Regions from separate parts of the Homo sapiens genome. Here region 1 is linked to region 2. Evidence: chromatin contacts called from ENCODE Hi-C or POLR2A ChIA-PET data. All regions are on one chromosome and are shown on one strand. The core of a region is the stretch at or near the end of the contact, and the rest is flanking DNA. Distances in the headings are between cores, read along the strand shown.

Evidence for each region. Hi-C counts contacts between places; a loop is a spot of excess contacts on that map. ChIA-PET counts read pairs that join two places held with the same protein, here RNA polymerase II (POLR2A). Pooled maps may share reads with other maps.
Region 1: a pooled map shows a loop between it and region 2 (3-fold over the local background). The contact joins the enhancer-like site here to the promoter of ASAH2B in region 2. A Hi-C loop is called at or near these places in 1 of 168 maps with a recorded cell type or tissue (CD4-positive, alpha-beta T cell), 5 of 37 single-sample maps with no recorded cell type and 8 of 50 pooled maps. POLR2A ChIA-PET finds 5 or more read pairs at or near these places in 1 of 52 experiments (CD4-positive, alpha-beta memory T cell).

The regions. Positions count from the first base shown.
Region 1 is chr10:50,647,318-50,651,163 of GRCh38, forward strand. No RefSeq gene overlaps it. Among named protein-coding and RNA genes, the nearest start is that of SGMS1-AS1, 24 kb to the left of the region's middle. RefSeq lists enhancers at 1,131-1,290, 1,311-1,460, 1,671-1,730. Within about 2 kb of position 1,399, at least 3 of the 41 ENCODE cell types and tissues checked have a DNase peak (open chromatin) inside an H3K27ac peak, as active enhancers do.
Region 2 is chr10:50,737,150-50,741,485 of GRCh38, forward strand. It overlaps ASAH2B (N-acylsphingosine amidohydrolase 2B), which reads left to right and starts at 2,787. Exons shown (of 6, transcript NM_001321958.2): 1 at 2,787-2,834.

The sequences.
Region 1 (3,846 bases), core at 149-2,648, 91 kb before region 2:
CTAAAACCAAACTGCTAAAAGACATTTTTTGCTGGGTGTTGTGGCTCATTTCTGTAATCCCAGCACTTTGGGAAGCTGAGGCAGATGGATTGCTTGAGCCCAGGAGTTTGAAACCAGCCTGGGCAACATAGTAAGACCCTGTCTCTACTAAAAATAAAAATAATAAAAAAGGACATTAGCTGGGTGTGGTAGTGTGCCCCTGGAGTCCCAGCTATTTGGGAGGCTGAGGTAGGAGGATTGTTTGGGCTTGGAGGGTGAGGCTGCAGTAAGCTATGATTGCACCACTGCACTCCAGCCTGGGCAGCAGAGTGAGACCCCATATCAAAAAATAAATAAATAAAAATAAAAGACATTTTTAAGATATGTAATGAAGGGAGATGGTTGGGGAGGAGAGGAAGACAAAAGATACAACTCCGGGGGATGGTGGAGGTTTACCAAGAGGAGAAACCAGCAAGACACACAGTGGGAACAACCATGAGGGAAGAGGTGACTGAGGGACTGTATTGTTACTGCAGCCTCGGAAGCAGCAAACATAAAAAAGTTACCCTTTCTGCCCCACCCAAGCTCAGAGCCTCCTCACTGATTTTCCTACTCCCAGGCCCTCCCAGTGCCACTGTGGTTCACACTGAGCACTGGTCCTGGGGTCCTAGCAGTCATCATTTTACACAATTTGATCCTGTTCAGCTCTTCTGGTTTTGTCTCTCTTTCTTTCCTTCTTCTGAAAGTCTAGCTGGAGAAAATAACTCTCCATACCCCGGAACACACACCGCGTTTTCCCATCTTTAGCTCTCTGCTCACTAATGACTTCCCCTCTAATGTCCATCCCCATCATATCATCTCCACCCACCCAAGTCCTACCCATAAAAGGAGAAAAAAAAAAAGAAAAAAAGAAGCAGAGTCTCATTCCATCTCCCAGGCCAGAGTACAATGGTGCAATCACAGCTCACTGTGGCCTTGACATCCTGGGCTCAAGCTATCCTCCTACCTCAGCCTCCTGAGTAGACGGGACCACAGGCAGGCACCATGCCTGGCTAAATTTTTTTTTTCTTTTTAGACAGAGTTTCACTCTGTTGCCCAGGCTGGAATGCAGTGGCTTGATCTTGGCTCACTGCAACCTCTGCTTCACAAGTTCAAGTGATTCTTGTGCCTCAGCTTCCTGGGTAGCTAGGACTACAGGTGTGCTCCACCATGCGTGGCTAATTTTTTTGTATTTTTACTAGAGATGGGGTTTCCCCCATGTTGGCCAGGCTGGTCTTGAACTCCTGACCTCAAGTGATCCACCCACCTTTGCCTCCCAAAGTGCTGGGATTACAGGCGTGAGCTACTACACCCAGCCCAATTTTTTAAAATATTTTTTTGTAGAGACAGGGTTGTTATGTTGCCCAGGCTGGTCTTAAACTCCTGGGCTCAAGCAATCCTCCCACTTCTGCCTCCGAAAGTGGTGGGATTGCTGGTGTGTGCCACCGTGCCCAGCCCCAGCTCAACTCCGTAATGGGTAAATGAATAACCAAATGATGGCTCCAGTACAATCTTGATCACAGTCACACGGCCTCAATTCTCAGTATGATCTGAAATCTGCCCATAGTGCTGCACTTTGAACAGATCAGCAGCACAGATTTTTCACTGATACCCACAGAAATTACCATAGTTTAGATTATCAGATGTCTAAAGGAACATACGTCCTCATAGTTCCCACACCCAAACACATTTTTTTGCACATACAGCAGTTATCAAAAAGTGCCCCAGACTTTTCTCCTGAGCTACAAATATACAATGCCCTGCCTGCCCTCCTATCCTTAGCTCTATATTTTCAGTTCTTTCTCTCTCATTTATTGATTTTAACACCTTTCTTGCTCTGGTTTATGTGATATTATCTTGTAGGGAATTAAGTAGATGCTTCCAATTAGATTCATTACAAGTTCCCTTAAGAAGCGATTAGGAAGGTAAGAGTCCCAAGCGGCTGGTTCCCTCAGTAATACCAGCAGCATTTTTAGGGTGCATGCCAATATCAGACCAGGTTTTAAGTGCCACATTACTCCTTTATCACCAAGGGATCCTTGGAAGCTTGCAAAACTGAGTGCAGCTGAGCATAAAGTAGTGTTTTATTGAATGCCTTATGTGGCAATTACAAAGAAAACAGAAATATGAATCCCTCATCAAAAGGCAGTTTAGGAGGGGTAGTCAATCAGTGCATGGACCCTGTAGTCTAATGGTACTGGCTTTAAATTCCAGTGCCAGCTATAGGATTTTGGAAAATTACTTAACTTCTCTGAGCCTGTTTTCTCATCTGCTAAATGGGGGTAATGGTATAGTAATAGCGCTTTGGGGAGAATTAAATTAATTAAATTAAATTAAATTAATTCAGCACAATACTTGGTACATAGAGTTCAAATAAATGGCAGCTATTATCATTACCATGAAAATTAAAATTCCAGTGAATCACATGACCTGCCTTCCATTTCCAAAACTACGACCTTTTAGTTGCTAAGTTATTTGTGAAGTCTATGGGCTTTAAGAAAGATGGCAAGAAGGGAAAGAGGGAAAAGGGAAGAAGTTTTCCTATTTTCCATGGGTCAGGTTTTCATTGCTACTGAACTCTTTATACAAGCATAATAGAGATAATATTTTGAAAATATTAATAGTTTTCTTTCCCTTTAGAAAACTGCAAACTCCACCTCCTGGGTTCAAGCAATTCTTCTGCCTCCAGAGTAGCTGGGATTGCGGCATGCACCACCACGCCCAGCTAATTTTTGTATTTTTAGTAGAGACAGGATTTTGCCATATTGGCCAGGCTGGTCTCAAACTCCTGGCCTCAAGTGATCTGCCCGCTTCGGCCTCCGTAAGTGCCGGGATTACAGTTGTGAGCCATCATGCCCAGCCATTCTATCCCCTTCTTTATATCTGGTTCTACTATTCAACTAATATAGCCTAAATACCTCCTTATTGGGGATAGAGGAAAACCTGATATAGAAGCAGTTCTTCCTGTTGGCCTGGTGGATTGTGGGAAAAATAACAGAAGGCAAATTGTAGCAAAAGCAAGTGGGCAGACACTTGTGTCCTGGCTTGCCTCCTCCGGGCCACAGTCTGGAAGAGGAAAGAAGAGGATATGGTACATAAACTGGGGGAGAGCCAGATGCAAAAGCAGAGGGGGCTTGTGCCCCAGTCCTAGCTCAGAACTCTGAGAAGAGACTGTGGTGTAGAATGGCTTACACCAACCTGGTGCTACCACAGAACAAGGAAGGCGGCAGAGAGGCATGGTTCCACAGAAAGAGGGCCTGTGTTCCCACTCCTAAACTTGCCTTTCCTCTTAAAAGGCATAGAAGGGCTCCAGAAGTTCCCAGACTCCCCCTGTAGAACCAGACAAGGTAGGTAACAGAATTGGCAGCTTCAGGACCTGCTATAATGGAGCCTCTGTAGTTAGGGGTGAGATAACACTAACGTCAAGGCCAGGGGCTAGAGAGAGGACCTGGCTGAACTCGGTGGCATCTGCAGTCCTGGCAAATGTAAGGTAGGGTGGGTCTAACTGAGCCTAGGAACAACACTGCACTTGGGGAAGACCACTGTAAGGCTGTGGGAACCTGACTGGATCAGCCACTTCAGAGCAGAGGCAGGAGATAGGATAGGCCCTGCACTCATATCAAGGCTCATCTCCCCCTACAGTGGGATCCACATGCCCAAACACCATCTGGTAGAGAAGTAGGGAATGAACAAAGGGGATATTGGAAAGATAGCTAATCTACCCTGTGTGGAAAAGAATGAACTTTGCACAAAGAGAAGTTAGGCCTTTGCTTCTGAGAGTATTTTAAGCCTTTGTAATGTCCTGCCTGATAAGATGGGGTTACCTGG
Region 2 (4,336 bases), core at 1,537-4,036:
TCATCTCTGGCTCTCTTTTTTTCTCTCAAGTGATGGTGATTTATAATGTCTAGAATAAAGTATACTTAGAAGCCAAATTAAAACTGTATTTTATCATATTCGTATAAGCTTACTAAAGTATTACTAAATACTCCTGTTTGCATCTTAATCATCTCCAAACTTTTTTCTCCTACTATGGCATCTTTTCATATCTGCATGAACCAAATGTGGCTTTTGAAATAGGAAATTTTGGATGGAATAATAATCCACTATGAAGGAGTCATATAGTTAATGTAAGGAGAAGGGCTGACTTACAAGATGAGACCTAAATATATTTTTAAATTCTTAAACACTACTATACTTTCTCCTTAATGTACCCACAACATATGTCTCAGATTTCAATAGTCCTTGGAGACACATTTTCCTCAAATACCTGAATAAAAAGACAAACCTACAATCTTGCTTTATTATATATAAGAACTTAATAATTTACCAAGTATTCAAAGATATCCAGGAACATTTATCTTCTTCAAAATATTTCCTGATTTTAACTTGCTATTCCATTTCTCATCTGGATCCAGATCAGAACCTTTACCTACTTTTCTGCAGGTTACTCACTTCTGGCTTTCTTCGTGCTTGTGTGGCTCTTTTTTAAACACTTCACACTGAGTTGTGGACACCTATCCCTTCTTTTTTCAAAAGGTCTTTTTTCCCTTCTTTTTTCAGGAGGCAAGGAAGGGGGAGGCAGTAGGAAGGACTGAACAGAGAGGAAGAAGTGCGAAATACTCATTTGGAACAATGGGAGATTGAATAGACCGGAAAAAGAATGATTAAAGTGAGGACTGCTGGCATGGTCCTGTTTTCTTCCAGCCATGTTTAGTTGCATCGTTGTGGCATGGAATAGATGGAGAGCTGAGTTTATCCAGGGCTCCCATCTTACTAAGCAGATAGGAGGTGACAGGGAGGTGGGTGAGTTGAGGAGGTGTGCAAGGGACCAATGAGAATGGTTGGCCATGGAGTTTAAGCTCGCTCACTAGAGAGGGAAAAGTCATAAAGGAAGGAAGAAACAGTGAAAAGGTAGTAAGATCTGGATTGGAGGTACTGGTAAGGTTGCAAGAATTTTGTTTCAGGGCAGTATAGGGAGTAACCTGGATAGCTAGGAGGTGGTGGTCAGAGTGGGCTACTGTGGGGTTTGCAGTCCTTGGACCTGACAAGGTCTAAGGTCTGATCATGGAGGGAGGGGGAAGCTGAGGTAGGGCAGAGGACAGGAGTGGGCTTCATGAGATCAAAAGGATGTTGGAAGGATTATCTACCCGGATACTGACATCTCCATGAAGTAAGAGGCATAGTGTGAAGAAGTTACAACATCCTAAGCTCTTCACAGATAAGGGAAGCATGCACCACGTGGGTAGCCTCTCTTGTTTAGCACCCAGTATATAGCCTATGCAGAGTGAATACCTGGGGGCTGCTGGGGGCGAAAACAAGGTCACTGTGACAGGACCTGAAGCCTGGGGGTCTCGGTGACAGGAGTGGGCCTAGTTTTTTGGTGTAGAATTGAGCCTTGAGTGCACTGGTGGGATCTTATTGAAAGGAACCCCTCCAAGACTAGAAGAAGATGCATCCTCTGACAATGTAGGCTCTGTAGGCGTCCCAAGTACCTGGGCTGTGGGTTAGATGGACTCCAAGGCATTTCCTCAGGTGGCAATGGGCCGATCCCTGGGAAGGCAAAGCTGTGCAGGAAGAAAATGGCAAGATGCTACCTTCCCTCAGGGAAAGCCCCTTTCCCGGGAGCAGGGAAGGCGAGGCAGTTTAGGCTGGGTCAGTTTGTCCCTGCCATCAGAGTCTGTTGGTCCTGGAAAAAGAGGGCCTTATTTTATTTATTTATTTTTCTTTGAGACAGTGTCTTGCTCTGTCGCCCAGGCTGGAGTGCAGTGGCTCGATCTCAGCTCACTGCAACCTCCGCCTCCAAGGCTCAAGCGATCGTTCCGCCTCAGCCTCCAGAGTAGCTGGGACCACAGGGACCACAGGCGCCCGCCACGACGCTGGCATTGATTGATTGATTGATTGATTGAGAGAGAGGTAGCCTCCCTGTGTTGCCCAGGCTGGTCTTGAACTGCTGGGCTCAAGCAATCCTCCTGCCTTGGACTCCCAAAATACTGGGATTACAGGCGTGAGCCACCGTGCCTGGCTAATTTTCTTCCTTTCTTTTTTTTCCTGCGAGACGGTGGGCGGGGGTATCTCCCTAAGTTGCCCAGGCTGGTCTTGAACTCCTGGGCTCAAGCGATCCTCCCGCCTCAGCCTCCCAAAGGGCTGGGATTACAGGCATGAGCCACCGCTTCCTGCCAAAAGAGGGCTTTAGGGCACCCCCAGAACCTGAGATCTCCCTCATCTGTCATCTTTAAAGAGAAGGAAGTCGACTCCCAGTCGAGCCATAGTCCATTTGTCCCGGGCACGGTGACTCCGGGGTGGCCAGGACCAAATGTGTCTCCTTCTGGCTTTTGCACCGCACCAACTAATCCGCGGCAGGCCGCACAGCTGCCCTGGCCTTCGCGGAGGACTAAGGCGAGGGCGGTGTACGCTGCTCCGGAGTCCCACCGCGGGAGTTGAGGCAGCGGATTCCGAGGGCAGGGTGGGGCGGAATCGGGAGGGATGCGGACCCGGTGGAACGCACTGCGCAGACGGCGCCGGCGCCCGCACACAGCTGTTGACTAGTCTTCCAGCTCTCCCCTGGAAGTCGTCCAGGCGCCGGTCTCTTTTTTCTGCCTTTTTGTTTCCCTCCCCGCGAGTCGGCGCGACGGTGAATTTCCGTTTCCGGCGGTGTGGAAGCGGACCTGAGGAGTCGCAATTGTGAACAGGTTCGGTGCTGCGGCTGGGGTAGGCGGCAGTGGGGTCCCTGGCTCTGGGGCACTGGGAAGATCGCGAGTCGTGCGCGTGGGAAGGTCCTTCCCTGGTCCTCCGGGTTATCTTTGCTCCCCAGGAGCAGCATATTTCACCTTTAACGGAGGCGTGCCCGGGAGTCGTTGGGAGAGGGAACGGGGTGAATCCCTGCAGAGAGCCTGACGGGGAGGGAAGGTGTCCGGGAGACGTCGTTTCCTGGCGACGTGGTCCCAGCAGGCGACTCGGACCTGAGCCGAATCTGTTGACCCCAAATTGTGCTTTTCCCACCAAGAGCAAAAGAAAGAGAAACATTAGTACAGCTTCGGAACTAAAATATAGTAGAGAAGCAACATAACCTCGGAAATCCCACAGCTATTCAGTTTCAAAGCGTTCCTAGTGCCCAGCTCTCCTAACTCCCAGCCGGTGTTCCTTGACGTTATGGTGATATATAAAGACTTTCTGTTTCCGCTCGTGTTGTGTGTCTGTGGGAAGCCTCTGACTCACTTCTGTGCTCCAGTAGCACCCTGTGCAGCCTTGCAGTGTATCCCTTATTGCACGGAAGGTACTAGTTTGGATTTCCTCTGCAAGTCAGATCATAGCTATATCCATTCACTGGCACAGTGGCTAGCACATCATAGATAGACCAAACATTTATTAAACGGAATTAATACAGGACCTTAATTGAATGAAATGGCACCCTTTCCCGCTTTTTTTCAATCAAGCTGTCAGATTTTATGCAGCCTGATATTCTTAAAAAACTCACTAATTCAGTGATTACCAATTTATTGGCCACAGATTCCCAGGTACCTCAGAAATCACTGGAAGGGTCTCTGTAAGTCCATGGGGTCTCCAGGCATCATTTAGAACCAGTCATATCTCACACATACAGATACTGCTGTTTTTCAAATGTGTGTAGATGAGTTATAATTCAGGAGTTTTACAGAGGTGACAGGTACTAAAAGTAATACTGCGATCCTATTGGAAGTTCATAAAAACGTTTTAAATTTTTTATTACAATTTAAGTTTAAGTTAGGAAACCACTTCATTAGTCCAGTTGATACCTAGGTCTGAGCTGTCCAGTATGGTAGCGACATGTGACTGTTTAGAGTTAGAATGAAATTAATTAAAAATTCATTTTTTCAGTTTCTTTAAGAACATTTGTTTAGGGCCACAGGTTTCCAGGCTTAAGGGTGGGGCCTTTGCCAGGGAACCACTCTCTTCTACCCAGTATTTTCCTGTCTCCTGTCCATATCACAGGGATATACTCCGGCAAGTATTGCTATTAATTACTTCATTCATTCAACAGATGTATTGTGACAGATACTGTGCTAGCCACTTTCTGGGGCATAATGATGAAAAGAATCTGTCCCTTCCCTCAAGATCACTGGAAGCCGGGGGTCTAGTAGGAAGACAGAAAAGAGAACAGATGATTACATTTTCATGAAAGGCATGCACAAGGTGTTATAAAAATAAAGAGAAA